Regions from separate parts of the Mus musculus genome. Here all the other regions are linked to region 1. A link is a loop called in an ENCODE intact Hi-C map of the cell type or tissue named here. Cell type or tissue: left cerebral cortex. All regions are shown on one strand. Links, peaks and the distances in the headings refer to the core of each region. The heading gives the core; the rest is flanking DNA.

Region 1 (10,319 bases), core at 683-8,682:
CACACCAACGAAACAAAACAAGCCCTGTTTACACAGGTAGGACTAAATTAGACTTTAAGAACAGACCCTTGGTTTTAATCTGAAAACAATTACTTTAGGAAAAAGTAAAAGGGCTAAGAACCCAAGACAAGGACTATCCCACACAACGTGGAGCCCGTCTATCCTCACCTCACGCTAGCAACTGCCAAGCCCCTCATGCCTTCAGCTCTATAGTATCATTTTAACTTTTTATTTACATGTAAGTGAAACACTGGCAACTATATAAATGGACAAAAACCAGAAAAATACAAATTAAAAGATATAGTGGCTAATACTTACACCAGACAGCTGAGGTCTGCCAGATCGTCAATAAAATCAAACAACTGGCTGATATCGTATGTGATGGAAGGGCTGTTGGGATTCATCCTCTTCAGATGTTCTTCATACATTTTACAAACACCTGTGGGGGAGCACGAGAACGTAAGCAGCGCTGTATCTGCCGGAGGAAGATTGACCTGGAAAAGGACTGCTGGCTGGCCACTTTAATTTCTGTGATTAGCAATTTAAATTTATGACAGTATTGATAACTATTTTGTGCTTTATAATTAGATGGTTACTTCAAACCCCTGCAGTTGAACAAAACACTAAGGTCTGGGCTAGGCATCTGGATTGACTGCTGGCTCAGGGCCTATTATTTGGTCATTAGCAATGACCCTTTCCAGGTAGTATTATGATTCTTTTGTTGTTTTTTTTCCATTCCCTAAGACAGGGTCTGTCTATATAACCCTGGCTGTCCTGGGACTCAGATTCTCCTGCCTCTGCCTCCCAACTTAATTCCTCTGCTGGAATTAAAGGTGCGTGCCACCATGACCAGGCTGTAGTGTGATTCTTTTTATTTTTTAAATCAGAATTTAAAAAAAAATTATTTGTTTGTTTACTTAACATGCGAGTACACTGTCACTCTCTTCAGACACCCCAGAAGAGGGCATCAGATCCCATTTCAGATGGTTGTGAGCCACCACGTGGTTGCTAGGAATTGAACTCAGGACCTCGGGAAAAGCAGCCAGTGCTCTTAACTGCTGAGCCATCTCTCCAGCCCATAATGTGATTCTTTTATCAAGGTTCCCAGTAAATCTTTCTAAAGCTGGAGAGCAGAACACGGAAATTTCCTATTTTACCTTTAAATTTTGATGCAATGGAAAAAGTCACAGTAATTGGTGACAAAGTTAAAACTTACCCTAATTCGGCACTGAAGAGCCTTGATGCTGGACTCAAGAGGAATCCAGAAAGCTAGTTTATTTATCACACAACCAAGACAAACAACTCTACCCAGAAAACCTTACCTGACAAACAATAAACCCCTTTCCATAGGGTTTTACAGAGTATATCTGAAGTAACATATGAAGCATTAGCACAGCAAAGCTTGTAAATACTCCAAAATAAGAAGAAAACCAGGTGTGGTGGTCACATATGTAATCCCAGTATTTGAGAAGCTAAGGCAGAAGTTCTCGCTCATCCTCAGCTATAGTGAGTTTCAGTTTAGCTTACTATAAACTGTCTCAAAAAACCCAAACCAAACTTCCACAATCAACAATGGTAGCACTAACAATTATCAACAGAGCACACTACCTGTTAACTTCCAACCAGGAAAGTGTTCTACAAACGGGGGAACTTACCTGTTCAGTCATTGCTACCACCAACCGCTCAAGGAACAAGTTCGTTACTTGTGGGCAACATGCCCCATATTGTAGTATATATATAAGCTCTTAAGGAACCTCTAAAGTAACTTTTAAAAGCTGGGGTTAAGTTGCTGCACACCTTTAATCCCAGCTTTCAGGAGGTAGAAGCAGGTAGATTTCTGTGAGTTGGAGGCCATTCTGGTCTACAGAGCAAGTTCTAGGACAGCTAGGGCTACACAGAGGAAACGGAAGTAAAATGCCATCCATCTTCTCCCACCTTTGCGACAGACAGAGTGTTTTCACTGGCCTGCATCTTACTCAGACGAGGCTGGCCGACGAGCTGCTAGGATCCACCTGCCTCTACACTTCAGCATCAGATTACAAGCACAGGTTTGGCTTGTTTACAGGGGTTCTGGGCTCTCACACTCATTGGTGCTTATGTCTTTACTGAGCTATCCCCCCCCCTAACGGCTACTAGCACACTACACTGAAATTCTGTAACTGTAAGAATTAAAAAGGAAGTCAAGCCCAGGAAGGTAACTTCACGTGCATCTTTAAAGGCATGGACACAGACTGTCTGCCACCATCAGGACGAAGAATGAACACTGACTCAGCACTTCACTGCAGGCTGGAGCCAGAACAAAGAGGCAAGAAGTAAAAAGGCATCTAGCTAGACCAGAGAAGTAAACTGCCTCTATTTGCGTATAAGGTGGTCTTGTAGATGAAGCCACCAAGACATGATTAGAATTAACAAATGAAGTAACAAGGCTGTAACATACATGATCAATACATGAAAATCAGCTCTATTTCTATATACCTCCCACCAAAAAAGAAACTTAAACTCCATATAAAGCTCTTACCAATAATTTGGTAAATAAATTTACCAGCATCAGATTGAGTCGAAGGAGAAAGGGAAGGGAAGAACATAGAGGCAGATTTTCAAGGTAGAGAAAGTGTCTGCTTTTGGCATTGGTAGGCATGAACCTAGGACTTCATGAATGTTAAGCAAACTCTCTACTACGGAGCTATGCCCCAGCTTCTAAGGTACCCTCTACACCCTACCCACTCGGGTTTTATCAGAAAGCACCCAGTATCCAGCTCACGCTGTCCTGCAACTTACTATGTAGCTCAGGCTGGCTTCCACATGCTCCTTTGACCTTAGCCTCAGCAGTGCTGGAATTACACACAAGGGTAATGGCCACTGCTTGTCGTTTAATTTTTTTTTCCTTTTCAATAGGATGTGCCACATCACCCGCCTTCCCTTTCCATCTTTAGGAGCCGAATGTGATGGCAGTGCCAAGTGTATTGCACAGGCTCCGGGAAGTCATCCTTATTATAAGCAGCTTTTGTTTGCACAGGTATAATCAGCTCCATTTGGAGGCTAATAACCCAGTTAATTTTGAATAATCAACGGTTTTAGGGATCCATTGTGCAGCCAAACCAACTATATAACTTTTTGATAGAAAGAAGCAAAGAACAATTTCCTAGCAGTGTTAGGCAGTACACCAGTTAATATGTAATGCTTAAGCACAAAACCAAATCCACTTAGCAGCAAACAGCCTGCGCTCTAAAGGCTCCCTGGGTATGAGTCTGCTGTGAGTTTAGCATATGCACAATAAATCATATTGACCTGTTTCTGTGAATCTTGACTTTCCCTGAACTAACTTATTTTACGTTTCAGAAGGCTTTCTCAGAGCCAACGGTAACAGTGTTATAGTTTAGCAGAATATGTCAAAGAGATGTATATAAAACACCCACATATCGTAACAAAATGTAGTAACAAGTAATAATAGTCCACACTAAAAACCTATTTTTCCTGCTTAAATGAGTACTTCAAGAAATGCAGGGGGGAACTGGGGCATGGTAGCGCACGCCTTTGATCCCAGCACTTGGGAGGCAGAGGCAGGCAGATTTCTGAGTTCAAGGCCAGCCTGGTCTACAAAGTGAGTTCCAGGACAGCCAGGGCTACACAGAGAAACCCTGTCTCGGACAAACAAACAAACAAAAAGAAATGAAGAAATGTAGGGGGAAAAAGATTCCAGTTCCCACATGCTATTCATCCCCCAGAGAGCAGCGTGTGTGAGGGACTGTAAAAACCTCCCCCTCATTACCTTTGTGCTCACTCACCTTCCATGCACTCATTCACAGACTCATAGTCAGCATAAGTCCTGCCCTCTGGCCTCTTGGTAGGCTGTACCAGCAAAATGGTGTGAGACTGAAGGGGAAAAACAACGTCAATGAATATCCCAACATGCGACTCGGAAATTCTCATCACCACATAAGCCCCCGACGTGACGTGACACAGATGTTAGTTACTAAAACATAACTGACTAGGTTGCTCATCCGCAGTTCATGTTTCCCTATCAGTGCTGGGCTCACAACTCCCTTAACTAAGTCAGCCCCTTACCCTCTGGATCATTTCTCAAACTCCAAATATACCCGCTCCTGCATTTTTTCTTATTAACCTTTAGAACCCGTTTTCTGACTCCACTAGCCTCTAGCTCTCTTAACTCAATAAAAACTAAGACATGGAGTAGTTAAAGGAGAACAGGAAATACTATAATCACTGTATCAACCTAAGGTCTTTCCTGACTTGAGCACAACAGCGGAACCACATTTTATACAGGAGTTACCTCCCACATCAAGGTGTAAGATAAAGTAACAATATAAAATGTATATAGTGAACACCACACTAAAGTTATTTATGGAACTATTCGTCTAGATAACTTGCCTTAAGGGGCCAGCTCATACCCAAATAATTTATCTTTGAATGTACAAAATCTTTGATTGTACCAGAGGAGCAGGACTTCACTGAAAGCCTTCCTCTCTTGCTCACTGGGGAGCCGAGTCAGCTTCAGAGTTCTCACTATATTTGGGGACAGAAATGAATTCTTTGGGTTTGTCCTGAGCCTATAGGATGTTTTGTGGCACCTTTGGTCTCCACTCACTAGATCTCACTAACACCAACTCTCTTCAAAGAAGCAAAACCCAAAAATATCTTTAAATAAGTGAAGCAGACATCCTGACCAGCATAGTCTTATATAGTGTCTCTCGTGCATTTAAGAATGATTAATTAGCCGGGTAGTAGTGGTGCATGCCTTTAATCCCAGCACTTGGGAGGCAGAGGCAGGCGGATTTCTGAGTTTGAGGTTGGCCTGATCTACAGAGTGAGTTCCAGGACAGCCAGGACTATACAGAGAAACCCTGTCTCGAAAAACAAAACAAGATTAATTAATTAAACAAATGCTAGCATGATGCAACTCCACTGCAAGCCCAATTCTCAGCCAAATTATTCCCCTTATTTTCTTCACTTGCAACACTAGTTTCTGATTAAAAAACAAATTCTCATGTCAGGATGCCCAAACTATTTTGAGATAATCCAAAAATTTAATTATCAACAAACTGAACTGAGTTTCTAAGATTTAGGCTTTCTGGATAAAAACAGAAATAAAAGCACTTTAAATTTCTTACAGCAAGAGCATTATTATTTCTCCATCCCCAGCAAGATCTGTGTCTTTAATTAAGTTTGAGAAGACTTGAGAGAAAACTCTAAGTTGGTAACAAAAGAAACCTGTAGTCATGTGAACAGTGTTTTGTTTGTTATTAATAGCCAGAGAAAGCAGGATGTGTTGTGTAGGGGCTCATAAAAGGCCAGCTACTCAAATGGTACTTTTGTTGTTGAGAAAATTAGTCTCATGAAAGCCTATTTGCATTTTTGTAATGGCTCATCCTAGACAAGCTATTCATTCTTTGCCACATTTTTAAAAATTTTAGGCAAATTAAGGAATAACTTGAAATAATATTTGAAAACTATAAACACACCTGCTCCAAATATTTCCCTTTTGTTTACTTAAAAATAAGAGGGCATAAGTACTGGAGACATGGCTCAGTGGTTAAGCCCACGAGCTGCTCTTCCAAGGGACTGGTTTTCAATTCCCTGCACTCGCACGGTCGCTTACCATCACAGGTAATTCCAATCCTGGGGATCGGACGCCCTCTTCTGTCTGTCGCAGGCACTGCATGCAAGTGGCACACAAGACATGCAGGCAAATCACCACACACCGAAAAGGAAGATCCCCAAAAGCAAAACAACAACCAGAGTGTTGATGGCTCAGTGGTTAAGAGCACGTGCTACTCTTACAGAAGGCATGAGTTTGGTTCCTAGCACCCACATCCTCCGCTCACAACCGCCTGTTCTAACTCCAGACCCAGGGGATCTCATTCCCTCTTCTGGCCTCTGAGGGCTCCTGTACTCACGTGCAAGCACAGACACACAACTTAACAAATAAAACAAAAACCTTCCCTGCCGGATTTTGGGACCAGGACCCTGGAGTCTCTTTTCAGGCTCCACTCCCAGGAGAATATAAGAAAGAACAAGATCGAAGGCTGACAAAATTGGCAAAACAGGGCAACTAAGGATACTGAAAAAGGAAAAATACTTTCTTTTTTGAAGTTCGGGGGTTAGGGGGCAGGCTGAGGCAGCACACTGTAAAGCCAATCCGACCCCCTAAGGCCGACCTACGGAGAACCGTAAGGTGACGGGTGTGTCAGTTTCAGGAAACGTCTAACACGTTCCCCGGCCATTGTTCCTACAGTCGGCTAGTGCATCTGATGAGAAATGAACGGCACCCCACACCTCCCTCTTCCAGGCAGCGATCGGCAGGGAGGGCATCGTCTGCCCACCGCATACCTCGCCCCCCACCATCAGGCGGGAGGCGCGCAGCCGCAGGGAGGAGGATCAGGTCCGGGGCCTACGGGCAGGCCCCGCGGCTCAGCGCCGGGAAGGGGAAGGGTCCACCCGCGAGCCGGGGGGAAGGGGGCGGGGAGCAGCTCCCTCGCTCGCGCTAGAAGGGCAGGGGCGGGAAGGATGGGAAGATGTACCGAGCAGGGGTGGCCCTCTAAGTTGGGGACCCCGGCAACCGCTAAGGACTCACCATCGCGCCAAACGCTCTTGCTGCAGCCGCCGCTAACACCTCTGCTGCCGCACACGAGCTCAGCCGCAACGCCGCCAACAGCCAATCCCGCGAGAGCCGCCGCCGGAAGTCGTCGAAAGCGCGACGCAAAAGGAATCTTTCAGACCATAGAGAGACACACGTTTCTGGTTTCTAGAGTGGATACTGACGCTGTTTCAGCCATCTTGGTTAAGGGCGCCGGGATGGGTAAGAGACTCTTTCTCCGCTTTAGGAAGAAGAGTTCGTTTCGGGATTCTGCCTTCTGTACTCTAATTAACTGACAGGCGGCTAAAGTGATGGGGAATACAACAGCGACACCAGTCGTCTTTTTTTTAAGCCTTTCTAAAAAAATGGCGGCAATATAAGGACCTGGCCGATAGGTCGGTTGTAACCCGGAAGTGCCCTGCTAAAGAGGAGGCTGTGAGACAATCCGGAAGTGGGAGTAATGAAGAGGTGCCACTTGGCGGCCATGGCAGCTGTAGTATTGGCGACTCAGGGTCAGGGCCTGGCTGAGGGAAGTACCATGGGTAGCACCGGGTGTAGGGCAGAGACAGCATCGTGTCGACTTTGCTGTTGAATCCTCCGACCCAAGTGAGAGACTTGCAGGACATCTTGCCCGACTCTAGACTCGGAAGGTAGTTTGCTGGGACTGGTGGGCTGGTCCCTTCCCTGGGGGCGTATCACCTGCGGTGCCACCCCTAGGAACAGGTACAGCGTGCGAAGAAGACACTTGGCTTTACCCCTCTTTCCTACTGCTACCAGGGGCCTTGTCTAGGAGCGGGTCGTCGTGACACTCTCATTCCGACGATTGAGGTCTCTTTCAGCACAATTTCTCCATCTGTGACCGACCGGAATCTCAGTGGCTGGCAACCGAGTACCTAAGATTGCGCGAAGTTTTCTCTGGTGCTAGAGTCAGCAGAAGGAGCTTGCTTCTTAAGAGAGTGGCGTGCTTCGAGAACACCCCGGCTGGTGGCAAGGCTGAAAGAAGTGGGCAAATTCCCGTTTGCTTGGAAGACCACGCGTTTAAACAGCCTAAGCGCCTTTCGAAACTGCTGGAATCTTAAAGCCTGGTGGTAGAGGGTGACTACGGGAGGGCAGAATGGATGACTTTCTCTCCATTAGTCTGCTGTCTGTGGCAATGTTGGTGGGATGTTACGTGGCCGGAATCATTCCTTTGGCTGTTAATTTCTCAGAGGTAAGACGTTCTCCATTGTCTGCCAAGCGTTAGGATGATGCTAGACCTAGCTATATTTGCAAAGAAGCTGTTTCTCAGCTCTAAGGTCTCATTAAGGAAAAGATGTAACATTTCACAGTAGAAACAAAGCTTGTGTTCAACCGTATACATCTTAACCAAGAATGGTAGATAGATGATACACTGGAGAACCTGGAGTGTTCAGAATCCTCTGAAAATTATATACCCCCACGACCACCAAAAGTTGGGGCTCTGCATTTTTCAAGAGACAGGAACCACAGTTACATTTCTGATGATTCCTGGAGGTTTCAAGAAATCAAGATATCAGATAAAACCAAATGGAGACTTACTATTTCACTGAGGTGAAATCAGTATAACAATTTCTGAGAAAAATCATGAATGTTTTTGGAGAAAAGCTTAGGATGTCAGCACTACAATCAGTGTGAGAGAAAAAAGCTACAGTAGGTTGTTATTATCATTTCCTTTCAAAGAAGCCAAGGGCTGGAATGGATATTCTGAGATTATTTTCAAATCTCTTTGTTTAGAGATAAACTTTTTGCACGCCTTTAATCCCAGCTCTGGGGAGGCAGAGGCGATAGATCTCTTGAGTTTGAGGCCAAACCTAGTCTGCAATGCAGGATGCACTTTGGGTTATTTGTTAGGTTGTCATCCACTAAGCAGAGGTTATGGGGGGGGGAGAGAAAAGATATTCTCGTCTGTTCTTTAGATCATCAGAGTGTCCTAGGTACACAGTGCTCAAAGGTTTAAGGAGAAAAAAACTACTGCATGCAAGAGAATTCCATAGTTTCATCCCCAAGATCAGTAGTAGAGTAAACCCTTGCCTCAGTTGTTCTATTCCTGAAAGGACTAACTTCCCCAGAGGAAAGATGAGGCATGAGGTAGGCCTCAAAGAGACTCTGAAGGGAAGGCATTGATGAAGGTGGAGAAAGCCTATGGTGGAAAGGGTGGTGAGTCTGGGCGGGGAGGGGAAATAGGGCCTTTAGCCAGAGAGAAGGAAGGCGTCACCTTGGCTTGCGTGTGGTCCTTTTCTATTTCCTTTTTCACCTGTGCCCTTTGGAATCTAATGATACAGTAAGTTATTTAATTTTATTTTTATTTATGGATGTTTTGCTTACATGTATGTCTGTGTACCACATGCAATCCTGGTGTCATTGGAGGCCAAAAGAAGTTGTGGGGTCCCCTGGAACTGGAGTTACAAAGTGTCATGAGCCACCATGTCGCTGGGAATTGAACCTGGGTCCTCTGAAAGAGCAGTCAGTGCTTTTAACGGCTGAGCCATCATAACCATAACACTGTTTAAAAAATTATATATATTATGTAATATGACTCACTGAAAGGCTTGGGGTATAGCCAAATGGTAGTGTTTGCCTAGAATATGCAAAGCCTAAATTTGATTCCTAGCACTGACAAACAAAATCCTAGCAACACACTCACTCAGCCATATTACAGACAAGGAAATAGGCTCTGTAACTTGAAAAGTTCAAGTATCTTGGAATTAGATAGTCTGAGTCAGAGCCGTTTTCAGCCACTGTCCACCGTGGCAAGGGTACATAGTACATGTACTACGTAGCTCATGGACAAGTCCAGCTCACAGCTCACAAACTTACTCTGGTAGCTATTTAAATTGTTACTGTTGTTTCCTGTTTTCTGTCAAGGTAGCAGTTGGATAGAGCTGGGCAGCAGGTCACCTGTCAGTCCTTGACCAATGAAACCTCTCTTTTGGGTTACTTTCCTGCCTAGGCTTTCTAGGCCACTTATTAACCATCTAACATAATGGTTTTTGTTTGTTTGTTTGTTTGTTTGTTCTTTCTTTTAAAATATTTATGTGTGTGTGTTTTGTGTGCAAGAGTATCTGTGCAGCTTGTGTGTGCTTGGTGCTCTTGGGGGCCAGAAGAGAACATCTGTTTCCCTAGACCTCGACGTGCACCACCACTGACCACTGACCAGCTGTTTGTTTTTTCAAGACAGGGTTTCTCTGGGTAGCCCTGGCTGTCCCAAAGTCACTCTGTGGACCAGGCTGGCTTCAAATTCACAGGAGTTCCCCAGTTTCTGCCTCCTTAGAGCTGGGATTAAAGGTGTGCACCTTTGTACTTCTCTAAAGGATTTCTCAGAACAGAAATGAAGTCAGTTGACAGTTGGAGCCATCAACTCTTACAGCATCAGTGTTAGAAATGATCTGACCTCTAAACCGGGTATGGCATGATTTCTCTTCACTTTCTCCCCACCTGAGAACCACCTTTCTTTGTGGATGGCTTTTTTTTTTTAACCTTTAGGCCTGGAAACTGTACCTTCATGAATTTTTGATTTGTGAAACAAAGAAGAAAATCCTTAATTGTCAAAATCAATTGTATATAACTATGGTAATAAAGATGCTAATTTCTCAGCATATGGGAAAGTGAACTAGGCTTGTAAGGAGGCACAGCTCACTTTGAGGTCCTGTGTGGCATCTTGTGTTTTGGATTCAGTTGCTAAGGAGCTGTTTTCTTCGGCAGTTAG
Region 2 (10,319 bases), core at 741-8,740, 140 kb before region 1:
TTTACAACACAGATATTATTACAGAGGAGATGCTTCACGAGGCCGCCAGCCTGGAGACCAGGTACAGCATACTGCTCAGAGAGGATGGGCTGTGACTCAGTAACATCAGCTTTCACGGCTTCATGAGAATGCTGCTCACAGTCACAGTGCTTAGCCACGTGCTTACTAATCCACTGTCTGTCAGAATCAAACAATCTGAGAATTTCCTTTTCATAAGAGATGGCGAAGCCGGGCGTGGTGGCGCACGCCTTTAATCCCAGCACTTGGGAGGCAGAGGCAGGCGGATCTCTGAGTTCGAGGCCAGCCTGGTCTACAGAGTGAGTTCCAGGACAGCCAAGGCTACACAGAGAAACCCTGTCTTGAAAAACCAAAAAAAAAAAAAAAAAAAAAAAAGATGGCGAGATGGCGAGATGGCTCAGGTTAAGGCACTTGCTGCCAAGTCTGACAACTTTACTTGAATTCCTAGGACCTGCATGATAGATCAAGAGAATTAATTTCTAAAAGCTGTCCTCAAACCTCCACTCATGCCATGGCGTGCTTGTGAATGCTTGCATGCACTTGTACACACACACCAATTCCTAAAGAAAGTGTGATTTTTTTTTAAAGGTTTATTTATTTAGTATGTATACAGAGTTCTGCCTGCATGTATGCCTGTAGACCAGAAGAGGGCACCAGATTTCGTTATAGATGGTTGTAAGCCACCAAGTGGGTGCTAGGGATAGAACTTAGGACCTCTGGAGGAACAGATAGTGCTCTTAACCTCTGAGCCATCTCTCCAGCCCCGTGATGATTTTTTTTTAAAAAAGAGATTTGCTGCCAGGCGTGGTGGTGCACGCCTTTAATCCCAGCACTTGGAAGGCAGGGGCAGGCAGGTTTCTGAGTTCGAGGCCAGCCTGATTTCCAGAGTGAGTTCCAGGACATCCAGGGCTATACAGGGCAATCCTGACTTAAAAAAACAAATAAGGGCTGGAGAGATAGCTCAGAGGTTAAGAGCACTGACTGCTCTTCCAAAGGTACTGAGTTCAAATCTCAGCAACCACATAGTGGCTCATCCATAATGAGATCTGATGCCCTCTTCTGGTGTGTCTCAGACAGCTGCAATGTACTTATATAATTAATTAATTAATTTTAAAAAACCAAAAGAAAGAAAAACCAAATAAGTAATTAAATAAAATAATAGAACTTTCAAAAGAAAGGCCTGTGGCTGCAGGGCAGAGGGCAGCTGTTGTAAGAAGCTCCTCTGGGGGTCACTGAGCTGGCTTACAGACGTGAGCACCAGCTGCATAAGCCTGACATCCTGAGCTGGCTCCCTGGTGGGCCTGTGCTGAAAGGAAAGAACCAATTTCTAAGAGTTGTTCTTTGACCTCCACACATGCTACTGTAACCCTGTGTACCCAAACACAAGCATTTGTGGCTATATACATACTAATAAATGAAAACAATTTAAGAAGTTCATTTGGAAATTGGTCAAAAGCAATCTCCTTAATGTAATGTGATCTTGACAAGTTACTTAACTTTAACCTCACAGTATTTAATTAAAACTTAGAAAGTAACTTTTACGCTATGACTACATAAAGTAGAATAAAATTTAAAAATACATTCTTAAAAACTTTGGACAATTAGAAATATAAGATATAGATGAAAAGTCATTAAGTTGCTATTAGAAATAAAAAGTCAATTAATAGAGCCTTTTAGTGTGGTGCTAGTATCTGCTTAAGAGATATTTGCTGTCTGAGCTGCTCAGTAGTGTGAGTGAGACAGGCACTTCTTGAATAAAGAAATAATTATTTGCTGCTATAAATAAAGTTTTACATTTTTTATTATTGATAACAAAACACTGTAAGCATTTAGCCTCATTACCAGAGTTTAATGGACATCTAATCCTATCAATTCGATCATTGTCTAAACTGATAGCTGCATAGTCACTCACAATTCTTATTGTTGAACTATGTACCTGTTCATTCATGCTCCAGGATTGTAAACTTCTTGTTTAGGAACACTGAGATATATCTATGAATTCAACTATGAACTCTCAGGGAAGGAGGGGAAAAGAGAAAAGAAAGAAGAAAAAAATTAAATAGGAAAGCCGATGCTCAAATTTCTATTCAGTGGATCTGGACAGTTAGCGCAGTGAGACAGGAAATGCGAATGAATGCACTGGTCACAAGTCTCACAAACCTAGGTGTGAGGTGTGAGACACAGAACCACATGTGCTCCACTTCGTGGCAATTAAGGTATTCCAAGGTATTAATTGGCTGTTATTTTCATCTTATGTGCTGATTTTAGGATTTACCTCTATAAAAAAATCATTAGTCCCAAGTCCACTTAATTTGACACGTGATCTTATAGAGTCAACAGATACCTCACGATCAGCAAATCTCTCTCTCTCTCTCTCTCTTTTTTTTTTTTTTTTTTTTTGGTTTTTTGAGACAGGGTTTCTCTGTGTAGCTCTGGCTGTCCTGGAACTCACTTTGTAGACCAGGCTGGCCTCGAACTCAGAAATCCGTCTGCCTCTGCCTCCTGAGTGCTGGGATTACAGGAGTACACCACCACGTCCAGCTAACCATAGACCTTTCTAATAAGTCGGCTGCTGAGTTAGAGGATAGATTGAGGCTGAGAACGGGCTGTTTGGGGGCAGATTGAAACTAGTGGGGTTGGTGGTATTTGGAAGGCAGAGGCAGGTGTATCTGGGTGAGTTGAAGGCCAGCCTGGCTTACAAAATGAGCTCCTGGTCAGGCAGAGCTACCTAGAGAGAGCTTGTCTCAAAAACAAAAAGTAAGCCCAAACAAAAAAACAACCCCAAAACAACAGTGGGAAATATGAAACACCTGCAGATGTTTGGAGAGCCCAAAGTTGCTGAGCTGGTGGGGGAGTTTAGGATGAAGGATTGGAAATATAGATGTTGGGAGAGGAAAGAAGCTTGGAGCAAGGGACTTTTTTGAGAAATGTGGTTTCACTTCTTGAAGGAGGTAGAGTGAAGTTGTGGGAGGCTCTGTTCACATAGTACCAGAAGTTTTCATGGTTTCCTGTCTAGCTGGGGACTAGGCCCCGGGGGTGGGGGGTGTTATCTTCTGCTGTACACTGTTTGCATAGCTGACAGCCATAGGAACTCTCATGGTGACCAACACACTCCTTACCAGTGTGGTCTGACATGCTTTCTGTGAGGAAGAAGGCACTAAAGAAGTGGATCACCTTGAAATTTACACCCAGGTCTGCCAGTATTCTGAGAAATCAGCCATTAATAATTAATGGCTTACAGAGAAGTAAGTTGTTCCCTGAGTAGCCTCGAACCAACAAATACAAGATCAATATTTCTAACCTATCATCAGCCAGGCAAGATTTCCCTATAGAGATAAGTATATATGACCTTCCCATAAATATAACTTAAAACCCCCAAATCTCTCCAGTTTGAGCCTGTATCCTACACATTAAGAAAAAAATAGAGGGGCTGGTAAGATGGCTCAGTGGGTAAGAGCACCCGACTGCTCTTCTGAAGGTCCGAAGTTCAAATCCCAGCAACCACATGGTGGCTCACAACCATCCGTAATGAGATCTGATGCCCTCTTCTGGAGTGTCTGAAGACAGCTACAGTGTACTTACAAATAATAAATAAATAAATCTTTTTTAAAAAAAAAAGAAAAAGAAAAAAATAGAGGTTAAAAAAAGATATTTTGCCGGGCGTGGTGGCACAGGCCTTTAATCCCAGCACTTGGGAGGCAGAGGCAGGTTGGATTTCTGAGTTCAAGGCCAGCCTGGTCTACAGAGTGAGTTCCAGGACAGCCAGGGCTACACAGAGAAACCCTGTCTCAACAAACAAACAAACAAAAAGATATTTTAAAAACATTTAAAACACAGTGTCCTTTGGGGTCTATCTCTTTATCTGCCTAGGAGATTGCCCAGTGATTGTTTAGCTTATACCCTTTACGACTTCATGTTTTGGCAGGATATACAATGAAAGTTATATTCCTCATGGGCTAAAGGTGGTACAGCGTCACACCGAGGGTGGGCTGCGCTCCCTCATGCAGCTGGAGAGCCGCTGGCGTCAGCACTTCCTGGACTCCATGCAGCCTAAGCACCTGCCCCAGCAGTGGTCAGTGGACCACAACCATCAGAAGCTGCTCCGAAAGTACGGGGATGACCTTCCCATCAAGCTGTCATGACTGCTGCTGCCTGCAGGTCAGGACAGGCAGGAAGCAGGAGCCAAGGTCAAAATCACCTCCTACTGTTTAATGTTCTTAATGGGGGAAGCCCTGGTAACTCAGCTCAGAGTGCTAACCTACACTGATCCCCTGGTACTTCTGATGGAGCAAGGCTGTTGTTTGAAGGGGAGCTTATGGTTTTGAGTTTAGTTGGGGAGTCTATTCTTTTCTCCTCCTTTCTCTCCTATTTTTGTGTGCAAAAGAAGCTTGGCCTTCATTTTCACTCTCCCTCTCTGCTTTTCCTAAGAGGGAGAAGTCTTCTCTGAAGTAACTTGTCAGGCCCTGGGAAGACGTTTGTAATTCTCTCTGCTGCATTGGTTTTTCCAGGCCAGGGAGAACTTTTTCCAGAGTTGAAGAAGTGACCCAAGAGTCACTTTCCTATTCCCAGTTCAGCCTCACTATTTTAATCTTTCTTGCTCTCCCATATGTATTTGTTTGGGGCCCATTCCAACTGTATTACTTGGATTTATTTTACATGCTTGAAAATGTTCTCATTCAATGCATACAGGACCAAAGGCCAGCTTGCTATGGGCTTCTTCCCTGTCCCAGGGGAAGTCCTTTTCTGGAAATGGGTGTTCAGCTGGCTGGGCTGACAAGCGCTGACCCTTTCCCAGGAGAGCTTTGACACATGGCTCAGCCTCTCCTCTGGTTGCATGTCTCTTGTCCTGCTTCTGAGGACCATGATTTCTCAGAGTCTGCGCCCACTTCCTTTGGTGTTCATGTTCATGCAATACTAACCTCTCCTTAGTCCTTAATTCACTCCCAGAGCCATTTGGCCAGGTTTCAGTATGAGGACTTCGCCTCCCCTAGAGCCTGAGACACTAAAATTATCTGATACAATAGAAGTTTAAAAGGGTAATGTTTCACCTTTCAAAATGTTAGACTACTACTTTGAGTATGAAATCAATTTATTAGCAATTAGAATTTTTTCTAAACTATTAGGAAAACTTTCTTATTTTATAAGATCTTAACAAGATTGAAAAGAATTTTATGCCCAGAATCCAACAAGAGTTCTATTTTGGAATTGTACCCAAGTTGCTTATAACTGATCTGACATTGATAAATAAAACAACTTCAAAGCACAAAGCTCAGTGATTGTAAATGTGAAGCTTTTCTTACTAACGTTATGAAATCAGTAAGTATTTTGGGGAGAGTTACTACTTCTTCTGCAGAGTCCCTGCCTCGTGGCAGTACTGTGATACTTATATAGCATGGATACACCATACACACTGCACCACAGCCTTTGGGATGGGTTTGCAGTCCACAAACACTTGTGCGTTTTACACTCTGCCCCTCTGCCCTGCCTTCCCACCTGTCCTCTCAGGCGTTTCTGGATCAAGTCTAGACATCCATATAAACAAATAGTACCAGCTTCTTTTGGGAAATTTATGTTTAATATAGTAGATTATCACAAAGCCTGCGGCACCTGGCTGTGGGAGCTCAGTGAAAAAGCCCAAAGAGGAATGGGAGGCCAGCTCGGTTCTTGGCCATGGTAGTTGTCAGGCTTCCACAAGATGGCACTCATAGATTGGTTTTTATATCCATCCTCAAGAAATGAGCAACTTTGTATACGTAGTCATTTAATATGACTTGTGACCTGTGTTTCAAAATATTTGTAGCTAATTTTGAGTCACTTCTATAGCTTTATAAGAAAACTTTTTTTCTGGAACAAGAGAGATGGGTTCTCCTAGTCCTCCTGATTTGCATAGGAAGAAGTGAGAAATACTGTGAGGGACAATTAAGGTATACTGGTTGCTATGCACTCCAGTGGAGACCCCACAAGGTCCAGTGTAAGAGAGCCATCAGCAAAGGGAAAGCTAGTCTGTGCAACTTATGTCCTTTTAGCTTTTCAGAAGAGCATTGCTGTGTAGATTGGAATCTATAGTCTGAGTCTATCTTGAAATTTTGAGCCTTTCCCTACGAGTGAAAGTTGCCATCTTCAATGAGAAATTTTAGAGTAAACCTATTTTTCTGATATAAAATACGCAAAGCCAGGTGTGGATAGCACTTTTCTGTAGTCTCTATGCATGAGGAAAAAGCAGGAGGATGTCGGATTTGATGCTAGCCTGGATTACACAATGAGTACATGCTCATTAGAGAAGAGCCTAAAGGAAAAGTAACAGTGGTCCATCTCCCTTCCGTTTGGAACAGAGCTAGGCTTTGGTGATGTGCTTAAGAATCTTCATTCCGCCAGGTTGGTGGCGCACACACACCTTTGATTCCACCATCCCAGTATCTCAGCATCCCAGTACTGGAAAGCAGAGGCAGGTAGATCTCTGAGTTCAAGGACAGCCTGGCTTACATAGTGAGTTCCAGGACAGCCAGAAGTATATAAAGAGACCCTGTCTCAAAAGAAAAAATATCAGTATTTTAAAATATGTATATGTATAATATTTAAATTTAAATATAAAGTTAAAATTATCATATGTGTGTGCATGCCTGTGTGTGTGTCTGATGTTTGTATGCATCCTGGCTTTTTTCCCATTTGCTAATATGGCATCACCAAGTAATTTACTTTATCTTTAAGTCTTTGAAAATAAAGTTCTAAAGTGTGCTGGCTCATGGCTATAATCCTAGCCCTTGGCAAGTAGAGGCAGGAAGATTAGAAGTTTAGGCTTATCTTCAGCTACATAGTAAGTTTAAGACTATTTGAGCTACGTGAACCCTTGTCTCAGGACAAAACAAAACAACAGAAGACCAATGAATATTAATGTTAACATGTTTCCAGTAGCTCTTATTTGGTTATGTAGCTCCACACTCTGTTCAAAAGCATGGTTGTTTTGAATCTTTCATTGCCAGTTATGGAGATAAACTTTCTTGTATATTTCTGACTCTGTACTTGGTAATTTCTTTAAGATAGAACTCTGGAAACTGGAGTTGAGGGGAGGTGTCACTGTTGCAGTGGGCACTAATTGATGTTAGCTTGGGAGTAGCATACACCTTAGAGAGTTCATCTTTAGCTCCAAGCGTCCTGTATATGGATTGAGCTATTCTGTGAATTGGGATGGACCCTGTATGCCCTGGCTCTCGTGTTAGTGGCTTTGGGCCCCTTCTTGCTTCCTCCTGTCTACCATTCTTCATTACTATGTTCCCTTCCCTGCTTCTGCAGTCAGTGATTTTTTTTTTTTTTTGGACATAGTTTATTAAAAAAATTTTAATGTAAATTTTTCAATTAAAAACTTTTTTATTTTAAAATAAGGTTATAGATGGATTCTTTTATGAAAATAGATCTGTGTTTAATAACTTGCCATTGTAAAGTGAATGAAGCACACATCCAGGGATTTTCTACCATTTAAGAATACAGCCATAAGTTACTTATTCTTACCCATGTCACGGACGGATCAGATGACAAAATGTGTTTTGTTGAAATAAAGCCCGCTTAATACCCCCATTCTCAGCTCTTAGGAACCCAGCAGGCAGAGACTACTTCAGTTTAGCTTCTTATTTGACCTCTTTAAACATTGAATTCTGATTTACCTTGCTTCCAGGATTTTTTTTCCATTTGTTTATCTTTTAATTTTCTTCACTAGGTCTCATTTAAAATGTACTTTACATTTTTGTATATGGGCTGTTTGTATGTGCATGGGTTCATGTATGACAGACAAGCTCAGGATAGTCCTCTCCTTCTGCTGTGAGAGTCCCTGGGATCCAGCTGGCATGGTGCTAAGTTTCCTCTTCCCACTGAGCCACTGAGCCTTCTCATGGTTTATTAAGGGACACTCCCCAAGAATGGGAGTGAGCAAGTGGAGCCAGGGGAGCAATTTCCCCCAAAGATTTGATAGCTTACTAATTATTATGTATTTGAAACGAATGGGGAGGGGCAGGGGCCCTTCTAGTCACTTGCCTTGAGGGACTAATTGAAGGTCAACCCAAACGTGCTGGAAAATAAGCCTCTTGCTTTTGCATCGAAAAGAAAATAAATGATTCCCCCCTCCCCCACATTGTTGTTGTTTTCAAAAATTGTACAATGGTAATTTTTAGATCTTAAAAAAAATCCATTTTTCTTGAGAGAAATGTGCAAAAAGAGGCTAGAAAGAGGGTGAATCTTGCTAAGACAACACAACATGAGTAATATAAAACTACTTCAGCTTTTATTTTGGATCTAGCTTATTCTTCTGACTCTTGCCAAGTTCCCTATGTTGGACTCTTCCCATCCCAGTCCTGGAGCACAGTGATGGTGATGCCAGCAGACAACCCATGACCCACAGCAGCAGCACCCTTTCCTGCCTCCTGCATGGAGATGCAGTGGTGACCCGCTGAGGCCGCATGCCATTTGACATGCTGGAAAGGCACTGATCACATTTCCTTGTTACTTTATGGCCGTCTCTGATTGGTGGTCCCAATGCTCTGGGTAACTGGACCAAATGGATCATTGTTTTAGAGATAATCAAGATCTGACTTTCTCTATATGGGACTAAGGAATGCTTCTATAACCTAGTTTCTGCGACGTAGGTTGTGGCTTTGCTAATGTATATGTTGCCTTCAAGGCCACTTTTTTTTTTTTAAAGATTTATTTACTTTATTTATGTGAGTACACTGTAGCTTTCTTCAAAGACACCAGAAGAGAGCATCAGATCTTATCACAGATGGTTGTGAGCCACCATGTGGTTGCTGGGAATTGAACTCAGGACCTCTGGAAGAGCAGTCGGTTCTCTTAACCTCTGAGCCATCTCTCCAAGCCCTCAAGGCCACTTTTTATTGTGAAAGGTAGTACATCCTCCAAACTGAACCTAAAACACTTAATTTCCATTTCCTGGGATTTCTCTCCCTTGATGAAAAGGTAACTAGCTGCCTTTCTCTCAATATCACCCATTGCTTTGGGCCTACAGTGAGGCAGATGATCATAGCAGAGAGGGTATGTAAAATCTGTTTTCCTCATGGTGGCTGAGAAAAGATGGGAAGGGGCCAGGGGCAGGTGTAACATCAGGTTGACACCAATTAGTCAGAATTCAAAAAAAAATGACATAGTGAGTGTGACAGTTATCACTGTCAATTAGACACAGCCTAGCCAGGCGTGGTGGCGCACACCTTTAATCCCAGCACTCGGGAGGCAGAGGCAGGCAGATTTCTGAGTTCGAGGCCAACCTGGTCTACAAAGTGAGTGCCAGGACAGCCAGGGCTACAAAGAGAAACCCTGTCTCGAAAACAAAAACAAAACAAAACAAAAAATTAGACACAGCCTGGGAAGCATCCCAATGAGAGTTTGTCCAGATCAGGTTGGCCTGTGGTCAGGGTTGTGGGGGATAATTTTGATTATGACAATCAATGTAGGAAGAACAGTGCCCACTAAGGGCAGCTCCGCTCCCTGGTTTTGCAATCCCGGACTACTTAAAAACGAAGAAAAGTAAGACAAGCACAAAGTAGCATCTTGCACGTGCTCTTGCTGCTTGGACTTTAGATACAAGTAGTTGCTTTCAGTTCCTGATTTAACATTCCTATAATAATGGACCATGTCCTGGAATTATAAGCTAAATAAACTCTATCTCCCCCTTTTAAAAAAATCTGCTGAGTTTATAGTCAGCATTATTTCAAGCACAGTGTGTGGTTCAGGATAATTTTGAGTTGGATTGATTTCCTATATTTTGCTTCTCCAAGGTCTCCCTTGTCAGGCTGCAACATGTTGGGGCACAGTTGGGATCTGACTCCTCAGGTCACCAGGGTATTAAGTCCTGGATAAGAATCAGAAACCAGAGCTAAAGATACGGCTCAGTAGAAGAGTGCTTGCTAGCATACAGTAAGGCCCAGGTTCATTCCCCAGCACAGAACCTCACCATTGAACATACCAGTAAGTAAAACAAAATGAGATAATTCAGAAGTGGTAGGTAGTTCATGCCTGTATTTTGGAACTTGGGAGGCTGAGAAAGGAGAATCACTACAAGTTTGAGGTCAGCTTGGACTCCAGAATGACACCCTGTCTCAGAAAAACAAAAGAAGGGGTCTAGAGAGGTGACTCAGCACTTAAGAGCACTGTCTGTTCTTCCAGAGGACCTGGGTTCTATTCCTATCATTTGCGCGGGAGTTCACACAGGAACTTCAGTTCCAGAAATCCAGTGCGTTCTTCTGGCCTCTGGGCACCCAGCATACAAGTGCTACACAGACATACATGTAGGTAAAACACCT
Region 3 (10,319 bases), core at 776-8,775, 120 kb before region 1:
CTCCTCTGAGGTGGGAAGAGCATGTGCCTGTGGGAAGAGATTTGCAGGGCCCTGGGTGAGCCTCTCTGTCTCCTGGTATTTTTTTTTTAAAGATTTATTTATTTACTATATGTAAGTACACTGTAGCTGTCCTCAGATACTCCAGAAAAGGGCATCAGATTTCATTAGGGATGGTTGTGTGCCACCATGTGGTTGCTGGGATTTGAACTCGGGACCTTTGGAAGAGCAGTTGGCGCTCTTAACCACTGAGCCATCTCACCAGCCCCTGTCTCCTGGTATTTTATCCCATCTTTCCCAGCAATGCTGCAGGCAGCCGGCACCCTCACTGTGCAGCTGAGAAAACTGAGGCTGAGAATTGACCGGAGCCACCTCATAGGTAAGAGTTAACATGGAATTTACCTGTCCCTGCCCCAGTGGCAAGGGCGTATGCTGATCTGGACCCCCTCTGTTGCCCACCCATCCCAGTCCTCACCCAGATGCATAGTCAGAGAGGGCTCCAAGATCCTTGTGAACCCTTGGTGGTGACATTCTGTTCAGCTCACTCAGTACTGTCTTTGACATCTGTAGAAGAAAGAGGTGAACTGTGTCTGAGAGGAGTGCCAAACGGCGCAAGATGTCTAAGGTACTAGAAGCTGGAAATGACTCTTAGACCCATCCCTTCATACCCCCCCCCCCTTTACCCAGGAGAAAACAGATTTGAGGGTGGAAATGAGGACCCTGCACAAACAGCCCTGTACTGGTCGCTGGATGCTGGCACCTGCCGGCCTCCTGAGGGCTGAGTGTCCTCATCTGCCAGTGTGAGGATTCGCATAGCTCATCTCAGGGTGGGAGCTCTGCAGGGCATATATGGAGGGCTGGCACAGGGCGCCACCCGGAAGCCTCAAATAACCTGTGGCTGGCATGGTTACTCTTGGTGTTTTCAGAGTTCAGGGACCATTAGGAACATGCAAGTCTCTTAGGGTGGCTTTAAGTCTATGCTGCTTGGATCTCCTCCCAACACCAGCAAGGAAACCCCAGGGAAGGCTGGGTTCACTTCTGAGCCATTCTGGACTTGATCCTGGAAGGAAGATTAGAAGCTGAAGCTGAGGTGGCAGGCAGCTCGAGCCCCCTCCCTGTCTAGAGTGCTCATGGTGAGGGGGACACAGTCAACCTTTATGTCAACTCCCTGTCACATAAAATCACTACCTCCAAGTCCAGGGAAGTGCCCACCTGAGGGAGGACTGGTCATCCTAGAAAGGCTTCTGTGGTGGTACTGGTGCAGGGGCAGCCTTCTCTGTCCCTTCGTCCTGTGAGTCCAGAGGAGTAAGTGGTAATGCTAGTGGAAACTCCGATACATTCCAGCGTCTCCTCCTCCTCTTCTTTCTCCTCTAAACAAAACACTGGTCATTTTCTTTTTCACTTCAGTAGAAATATATCAAGCTTGTCTTAGGTTTCTGGAACTACTGACAAACACCCTCTCATTTCACTTGTGTGTCTCTGGGTGATGCTGATGCTGATACGGAAGCTGATGCTGATATGGGAGGCAGGACATGCTGCTATGATCTCAATATTTACCTTATTCCCCAGATGGCTTCATTCGCAAGCCTGACCTGTCTTGGATTTTCCGAAGAGTCAACCTACCTGACATCATCCAAAAAGCACCACCCTGTCCACTCTGCTCCTGGCATTTAAGATCCTCCAGTATCTAGACTTGCCCAGTCTGGCCAGTCTCAACTCACACCAGGTCTTTGCCAGTATCCAGCATGCTCTCATGAGATATTATCCTGAGGGCCTTGGCTGTCCCTGCCCTTTCCTTATTCTTCTCTTCCTTTTTGGGATTACCCTCCTATTCTCCAGATTTATCCACTTTCTCTGGGAAGCCTTCCTAAAGACCACTTTGCAAGACTATACTTTCAGGAATCATTTCTGTAGTTCGTTACTGAAGACCAGTTTGCAATAAATTATTTCTTCCTCCGCAGCATCTACTTTGGTATCTCAGAGCTCCGAGTGTGTGTCTTCCTTTGCCTGACAGGCCCTAGCCCGCCTTGTCTTCTGCCTGGAGCCTGAATTATTCACACCTGCTTCTCACCTCTCATCGACTTCAGGGCCTCCGCAGAATCAGAATCTCAATGATGTCTATCCTGTCTCTCACCACCTTATTTTGCACTTTGTCAGAAAAGTGTCAGAGGGCTCTTAGACAGGGTTCTGTCCACTAATCGAACCCTGTGGCCTGGCCTCTATGGCCTCCCTTCACTCTCACGGAACGGTGATGACGCCTCAGGACAGTTCAGGGAGCCGCGATGCCGGTGTGGATAGGAACTAAGAGAAAGCTAGGAGCCCCAGGGTAATGAAAGATGTCCAGCGATCGCATCCCTGTGCTTGCATTGGTTGTACCGCAGCGCAGCTTCACCTCGCTCTCCAGAGTGTCAAGTGCATCAGCTTCCAACTCCCCACCCCCTCGGGCCACCGAGGCGGATGGAATCCTGGGTCTCCGAGAAGGATTCCGGTGCAAAGTCAAGACTGCCTACTCGCTAGCCTTGCCCCCTCCGAAGGACTCTCTGAACACAGGTTGAACCCTGCGCCAGAGCTCAGTTCTCAGCGCTGCCGGGAACTGCAGCTAGGCGACTCGGGCCAAGGCCAGGGGTCGCGCGTCTTCGCTGGTGACTCAGGTCCGCTCGGCGGTGGGTTAGGTGTGGGTGGAGAGACAGACCAGGGCCACGCGGGGGCAGGGGACGGGCGAGAGATAGCCGAGCGTTGAGAGAGCAGAGACCAGCTCTGGTTCATCGCCATTCCACCCCGCGTCTGTCTCGCTGAGACCCGGGATGCGGGAGGAAGGCCCGCGCCACTTCCCAGCGGGCGCGCTCTTTAGCGGGTGCGCAGCGGCCCCGGCTGCCCGCGGCGTCTGGAGCACAGAGCCAGCTAGGCGCGCGAATGAATGAGCGCCCGGGGCCGCGCGCGCTCGGGGCTGAAGGGCATTAGGACCGTGAGGATCGCTCTGCGCTCCTGTCTCTTCCTATCACACCCCCCCCCCCTCCCCAACCACCACCACCACCTCTCTCTTTTTTCTGCTCTGCAGGACTGAGCAGCCCGGCGCAAGCGACAACAAACGGCTGGGGCAGCAAGCTCCCCTGCTCGGGCTCCGAGAGCACGCCGGCCTCGGGCCCCACGCGGAGCGCCCGTCCGCCCACCATGAGGAAGATCCGCGCCAATGCCATCGCCATCCTGACCGTAGCCTGGATCCTGGGCACTTTCTACTACTTATGGCAGGACAACCGAGCCCATGCAGCATCCTCCAGCGGCCGCGGCGCGCAGAGGGCCGGCGGGAGACCAGAGCAGCTCCGCGAGGACCGCACCATTCCGCTCATTGTGAGTACGCTCTGCGCACCGGGTGAGCGGCGGGCCGGGGATCCTCGGCGCGCGTCCTGCCCCCCGCTGTTAGCCGAGGTTCGCGGGGCCCGACCGGGGGCTGCGTGCCCCGAGCACCGTTCGGGCTTTGTATATATTGGAGAATTCCTGCTCGTTGTTATGGCAACCTGTGCGGGGCCCGGAGGGGCCAGGGTGCTTGGATGCAGGGAGGGTGACAGCATGTGGGGGCAGGGAGAAAGTGCTGCAAGTTTGGTGGGCCCGGCGTGCGCGCGCGACTGAGAACGTGGCGGCTTTCGCGGCCCCGCGCAACCGGGGCTGGGGACTAGGGGGCTGCGGGCGTCTCGCCATCCCCAGAAGGCGGCTGGCCCTGGAGTGCAGCGAGCGGGTGGTGGGAGCAGAGCTCAGCAAGAGCGCGTAGGTGGTGGTGCGCACCGGGTCTCCAGCCTCTGGGGTAAAAGACGCCGGGCGGCGGCGTGGGTAAGGGAAGGGTCGCTGAGCGCTGCCCTTGGCTTAGCGCCTTCACATCCAAGATCAACTTGGACCAATTTTTTCAGCTTCCACCCCTACCTTCCCCGGAGGTGTTTTCTGGCTCCCCAGGGGCGGGGAGAAGGCTTGACTCATAAGCGCTCTTTGCCTCCAACCCTAGGGTCTGCAGTTGAAGGGGACTGTGTGTTCGTTGGGCTGGGCAGTTCCCTCTCATGAGATCACCCTCCAGACATCTGAGCGAGTAGGAGAAACAAAAGCGGTGTTAGTACTCCGAGAGCTCCCGCGGAGCTGGGGCGAGGGGTTGGGGGGCGGATTAAGCTGCACAGTAGAACCTGGTGGGGGCAAGCTGAGCCTGTAGGGGGCGTCCTGTCTACACTTTCGTCTGGTCAGCTGGTGATGGCTTCGTGTGGCCAGGCCCAGCACCTGTTGAGGAAGGAGACTAGGGGACCCTTTGAGAGAACGCTAAGATGGGAACGTTCTTCCGACGGGGGCAGGTAACCTCTTGGGACACACTACTGTTGGTCAGAGACAGCTTGAGAAGTCCACCAGGACCAGAAAGAAGAGCAAAGAACCAGGGAGGTGTGTGTGTGTGTGTGTGTGTGTGTGTGTGTGTGTGTGTGTAGTAGGGGAGGGTGTGATTCTTGCCCGGAAAGATCTGAACCCGCGGGAAAAGGGGACTGGAGCTCCTCCAGTAGGTGAGGTGCAAGGTCAGGAGTGCGGATACCTGTATCCTGTAGAATGCAGGGAATTTGTAGTGAAATCCAAGAATATGAGGATGGTTCTCTAGGTACCCTCACTTAGCCCCATCCTTCCCGTATTCCCTCACATCACCTGTTTGTAAAGAAGTAAAAACTCTACAATGGTATCAGTTTCTGGGCCTGATGAGAGGAGACCTTAGGCCCTAAGGTTTGTGTTTTAACCTAGATTCCAAGTTGTGGTGCATCGCTGCAAACATGCTTAGGAGGGCCACTGTGCTGTACCTAGGACATGGCTTTCAAAAACTTGTCAGTGTCTGAACATACGGAGCTAAAATAAAAAAAAAAAACCTGTACACTCTAGGGTGCTGAGATCTATGTGGACGGACAGGTCAGAGGAAGAAAAACACAAACATTGGTGGTTCTAGACTCCAGTGAGTTCCCACGATGTGTGCCCCAGCTACCCTATTCTTAGTCCTGGATCAGTCCAGTCCCGGTCTCAGGGACCAGAGCCTAAGGCCAGCATGATGGAACTGAGGTCAGATGATCGGGCTCCCCATCTCTCTCTCTCTGATGACCTGCTGGGAGGTGGCCTTCATCTAGAAGAGGAAGATGCTAGGAGTTGGTAGGTGGGAAAAGAGGGCAGAGACCACAGACAGGCTTCTGTAGTCTGGTCCAGAAACCTGAACCCTGACTTTGGTTAGGACACCTATCTTCTGTGCCTCTCAGATGAGAGTCTCAGAATGGTGTGTGTACGTATACTGGGGACTCTTGGTGGGATACGGGATGAGATTTAGAAGTTGGGGGGGGTGTGGCACTAGTGAACACTTCCCTGCCCTCCCCCCCCCCCCCCATTCCTGCAGATGCTGACTTTATTGCTGGTAAGCTGCTGAGACTGGAAGCTGGGAGCCAGAAAGAAAGGCAAGGATGGAAGTCTCAGGGAGTTGAGTGGCAGAGTCTTGCCTTACCACTTGTAGCCTGGGATGGCTCTGCTGCTGGCCTGACTGCAGGCTGCCCTCGATGTTGCTTTGCATTGTGTTCCTATCTTGAGAAATTCACTTCCATGTTGCTCTCAGCTGCAGATAAGCTGTGCATGCAGGGACCGTGCTGGATGCTTTCCGCATTCCCACATTGGTACACACGGCAAGACTTAAGAAGTACCTCCTTGATAAAGGAGTGCAAAGGGATTCTGCTCACTGGGAGCAGTGAACAGGTCCAGCTTCAGATGCCCTTACCCACAGCTCTAGCCTGGCCTCGGTAGAAAGGTGAGGTGACACGTGCTTTGGCACCTTCAGGAGGTGGACCCTTTGTTCAACATAAAAAGGGGGCAGGTGCCGGTGTTGACTTCTCTCTAAAACTTTTGATAACTCCTCACTGTCAGCCATTTTCAAACATGACTGTTGAGTTGGGCCATAACTTCAGATTCTTAGAGAATGAGGTGGCCAGCCCTGTTGTCAGAGGCTGAGCAAATTCAGACAGTCATTACTACCCCAGGGAACCAGAGAGCTAAACCAGAAAGGGAGGGTCCCTGTGAGCATCTGGTCTTGGAGGCAGCTCTGCCCTCACTGTGTTGTCTGGCCTGTTCAAAGCCAGCCAAGTTGCTTCTGGACCATGGGGAGCTTGTTTGGCATTGTGGGATGTCGGCATGGCAACCCTATGGCCAAGTTTCCCAGAGAGGCCCTACTCTCAGCCTGTGTGTCACAGACTCTGATGTGAAGTTTTTTGGTCATGGAATCTGGATTCAAGGGAGAAGCTGACTCCATTCCTCTGGCAGCTTTACCAAGCATCGTCGAGGGTTGACTCTTTGCCTTGCTGGGCAAGGCAGTGAGCATATTTGGAAATATCCCCTTGGATCCACACTGATCCTGTGCTAACAGAGGATTCCAGTTGATGCAGGATGCAGAGTAACCAGGGCTGGAGTGTGTGGTTGATTGGTTCTGGTTTCTATATGCTAATTCTCTTAACAGGCTTGAGTAAGAGGCCAGAGTCTTACATGGAATTTCACTTTACATTATTTGAAAACAAAACAAAACTATTTTGGGAGTTTTCAGTAGGGACACACACAATTAAGACAGCCATTTCCTGTCTAAACACATGAAAGGGTTTGGTATCAGCTTTCTCAACTGGAATTGCTCACTCTCTCCCTCCCTCCCTCCCTTCTCCTTCCCTCCTTCTTCTCCTTCCCTCCTTTTTCCCTCCCTCCCTCCTCCCTCCTTCCCTCCCTCTTCTCCCTCCCTCCCTTATCCCCTCCCTCCCTTCTCCTTTTGTGTGTGCGTGTGTGTGATGTTGTTGTTGTTGTTGTTCTTAGAGACAGAAAAGCCCAGGTTGGCCTTAAACTCAAAATCTTCCTGCCTCAGCCCCCTGAGTATTAGGATTGCAGATAAACATCTCCACACCTGGCCTCAACTGGAGTTTTTTTATCCTGAAATCGAGACAGAGCTGAATACCCATGGACAAGATACCTACCACCTGTGGACCTTCCTTAGTCTTTGTTCAGTTTGGGTTAAATAATTGGCCAGGCTTGTTAGTGCCTTGACAAACAGATGGTAGATTTCTAGAAGGGAGAAAATAGCTTTGGAAGTTCTTTCTGGTGCTGTGAGGACACAATAGAGACATACCTGACCTACAGAGCTATAGACTACATGACCTGTCAGGTCTTGTAGTAGCTCTTTAGATCTTTTGGGGAACTTCACTGTAGAAGGGGACACCGACTTTGGCTTTTCTAGGACTGTTCTCTGAGAATTGAGGTTCAATCACAGCAGAATGGATTTGTATTTTATTTATAATGTGTGCATTTTGGAGCTGCGGGAATAAGATTTGCCTAAATGATAGAAAACGATTTTGTATTTAATTTGTTGAGGTGATGCTTGCGAGAAAGAGGTTAGGGAGAGAAAACTACAAATACCCACGATTTCCTTTCCCAACATGTTCAGATGTAAAGTACTCATGGGGGGGGGGGTCTCTCCTGGGCTCTGAGGCACCCAAGCTGGAGGGAGCTCTCACAAGGATGACAGGGAGGCCCAGGGGCACAGGATGCATCTTTGGGTGTTGCTCATTTCCCCAGAAACCCCTTTATTTCTGTGCTGTAACAGCAGCCCCCCACCAGCCAGGAATCCCCTGCTCCATGTTGGGTGGCCTGAGGGACTTGGCTTCCTTCTGTGGTGGTGGTTCTCAGTTTAGCAAGCAGAGGAAGAAGCTCTGAGGTGGGAAAAAGAAAAAAGAAAAAAGAAACCCGTTTAAGGTGGACATGGAGGAGGCACGGGCCAAGGCTGGCTAAGCTGCCCTGGGGATTGTCATGCTGTAATGAAAGAAACCACCTTGAGGTCAGAGAGGAGCCTCTAACTGAGGAGTTCATTATAGTTAGAAGATTGGAGATTTGCGCCTGGGCTGGCCTGGCCTGCTTCTTCAGGGAACCCAGAACACCTCCCCATAAACAGCAGAGCAAAGTCACGGGTAGAAGAGACAGATCCAAGCCTTCCAGAAGTGAACAGGGGTGACAAGCTTTCAGGTGGGGTCAATTAATGACCTCTGGGGCACTAAATTTGATTCACTCAGACATCGGGCTTGCTCTGGACAGTCTCATACCTGTGCTCTGCCTCGTCTGAGAACTGTTTCAGGCCACTTAGTCTAGCCTCTGAGTAGCTGCCTGTTTTGTGTTACATTGATGGTGGTCACAGTCATTTGATATTTTTTGACACTGGACAAGTATTTCCCAGGCTTTAGATCAGCCTTCCCTCCCTCAAACTGCCCTGGGAGCTGGTGGCATCGACATTATTTGCAAGTTATTCTCTGACCGGTGAGTGCATTCAAAAGGAGGCGGTTAAGACTCTAGATCCGCTGAGCTGCTTTTTTTTTTTCCCTATCCTGATTGGCTTCCCTGCCTCCCTTCTCCTCAGGTTCCACACTCGCGCATTCTCTAGCCCAAGTCAAAAGGCTGGGGGATGGGCAGGATTGCGTCTGTACTGAGCATGTGCAGGCTTACCAGGGCACCTCCACCTCGTTAGTTTGTAAAGGATACTCTAGAAGGACCACTCACATTTACATTGTAGTAGTCACTGTGTAAGAATCCAGACATGGAACTGGGGGGTGGGGGAGAGGTGGCTTGGTGGCTAGGATCATGCACTGCTCTTCCAGAAGAACCAAGTTTGATTTCTAGCACCTGTTTTGGTCATCGCATAACTGCTTGTGACTCCAGATCCAGCGACCTCTTCTGGCCTCTGTAGGCACTACACCCAAATTGCACAAACCGACATTCAGAGACACACGCACAGATGCATATAATCAAAAATAAAATATGAGAAAGGAACTAGAAATGATATAAAGTGTTCAGAAGGTTATGCACTTGGCCATTTTGTTTTATTTTATGAGACAGTTTTTTTGTTTTGTTTTGTTTTGTTTTGTAGCCTAGGCTGACCTGAAACTCACAAAATCCTCCGGATTCAGCCTCCCTGAGGACGGAAATTGCAGACACAGTATAGTTTCCTACTTTATATAAGAAATCTGAGCCGGGCGTGGTGGCGCACGCCTTTAATCCCAGCACTCGGGAGGCAGAGGCAGGCGGATTTCTGAGTTCGAAGCCAGCCTGGTCTACAAAGTGAGTTCCAGGACAGCCTGGGCTATACAGAGAAAAAAAAAAAAAAACAAACAAACAAAAAAAAAAAAAAAGAAAAAAAAAAAAACAAAAGAAATCTGAGCATCACTGATTTTGGGCCCTTTGATAGGCTGGAGAGAAGACAAACCCGGGATGGAAATAGATGCTAGCTATTGAAAACGTGGGTGTGTGAGTGTGTGTGTGTGTGTGTGTGTGTATGTCTGTGTGCAAATGGATGTTCAGTGGTCACTTTGAGGCCAGGTTCTGCTTTTGTCTCCTTGCCACCTAGAGGTGGTTCTATAAGGTTGTTCCCTTTGGAGACTGGGGTCCAGAGACTAGAACGAACCAATGGGTGCAGTTGCAGGGAGAGAGATTTCTTTGCAGCAGCAGGAAAGGTTTCATTGCAGAACCAGCCTGCGCTGGGATAGTTCAAGGCTCACTGGGGTGTCTCTCCACAGGCTCAAGTCAGCAGATAAATGCTTCCAATAGCAGCAGGTAGGGGAGAAAAAAAAGACTCACTGTCAAGAAATAGGGTCCAATTATTGCACAGCGGGAGACCTGGCTCCCTGAGAGGCAGGGCTGGCCCAGCATGCGAGGCTGGGAGGAGGAGGGTGGATAAAGGAACTTCCAGCTGCTGTGTGCTCCTCCCCTCTGTTCCTTCGGAGCAGCCTGGCAGGGAGAGAGCGGGGAGGTCTGCTAGACCCCAAGGAGCTGAATAGCCAGGGGGCAAGGCTTCAGCAAATGGCCCGCCCCCAGACGTTAGTGCCTCCTTTGGTGTTTTTTGCCTGGCTGACTTTCATGCATCCCACTTCTGTTTCCTGATCCAACCAGGGTACCACTGGCAAATTGTTCTTTTTCCCAAGGTCTTGACCTTTACTTTGCAGGGCAATGTGGGCTAGCAACACCTTCTGAACCCTAGCTTATGGAAGAGGCTGCAGCTCAGGCCTGCCTGTGTCCTTACCTTACACGGGTTCAGCCACACCCATAAGTAGTCTGGCCAGATATGCTGAACATCCTGACGCTGACGCAGGGATGCTTAGGAGATTGGGGGTACTTTGGGTAAGTGGATGAACAGAAGAACCTTGGTTGTGTGTGTGTGTGTGTGTGTGTTTAAATGCTATATGTAAGGTTCTTTTGGGCAACATGCAGCTGGCTTGGAAGAAAGTCAGCTCCAGGAAAAGCCACCTCTTGCTGTTTCATAG

Evidence for each region. Peaks named below come from ENCODE experiments on the same cell type or tissue, not always from the same donor. Only the 100,000 strongest peaks of a DNase experiment are listed, where the experiment ranks them.
Region 2: it touches region 1 in a loop (2.6-fold over the local background); 4 of 42 quality-filtered maps call a loop at or near these places.
Region 3: a loop joins it to region 1, with 3 times the contacts of the local background. A loop is called at or near these places in 2 of 42 quality-filtered maps.

Annotation. Positions count from the first base shown.
Region 1 is chr12:80,637,172-80,647,490 of GRCm38, forward strand. It overlaps Erh (ERH mRNA splicing and mitosis factor), which reads right to left and starts at 6,940. Exons shown (of 4, transcript NM_007951.4): 1 at 6,593-6,940; 2 at 3,786-3,873; 3 at 319-439. The coding sequence starts at 6,595. Slc39a9 (solute carrier family 39 (zinc transporter), member 9) reads left to right here and starts at 7,044. Exons shown (of 7, transcript NM_026244.2): 1 at 7,044-7,805. The coding sequence starts at 7,710. In left cerebral cortex, for the core only: CTCF peaks have their summits at 5,669 (motif pointing left) and 7,051; DNase peaks (open chromatin) are centred at 5,697, 6,744 and 6,994; H3K4me3 peaks cover 3,267 bases; H3K27ac peaks cover 1,303 bases.
Region 2 is chr12:80,492,838-80,503,156 of GRCm38, forward strand. It overlaps Exd2 (exonuclease 3'-5' domain containing 2), which reads left to right. Exons shown (of 9, transcript NM_133798.3): 8 at 1-61; 9 at 3,944-5,298. The coding sequence ends at 4,160. Among named protein-coding and RNA genes, the nearest start is that of 2310002D06Rik, 9.2 kb to the right of the region's middle. In left cerebral cortex, for the core only: CTCF peaks have their summits at 1,097 (motif pointing left), 3,570 (motif pointing left) and 5,705 (motif pointing right); DNase peaks (open chromatin) are centred at 3,059 and 5,688.
Region 3 is chr12:80,516,001-80,526,319 of GRCm38, forward strand. It overlaps Galnt16 (polypeptide N-acetylgalactosaminyltransferase 16), which reads left to right and starts at 2,990. Exons shown (of 15, transcript NM_001081421.2): 1 at 2,990-3,345. The coding sequence starts at 3,169. Gm26777 (a long non-coding RNA gene) reads right to left here and starts at 2,213. Exons shown (of 5, transcript XR_381753.4): 1 at 1,210-2,213; 2 at 473-561. It overlaps 2310002D06Rik (RIKEN cDNA 2310002D06 gene), which reads left to right. Exons shown (of 3, transcript NR_045490.1): 2 at 299-376; 3 at 1,567-1,954. In left cerebral cortex, for the core only: CTCF peaks have their summits at 4,193 (motif pointing right) and 8,756 (motif pointing left); DNase peaks (open chromatin) are centred at 2,041, 2,439, 2,645, 2,968 and 4 more places; H3K4me3 peaks cover 2,502 bases; H3K27ac peaks cover 1,713 bases.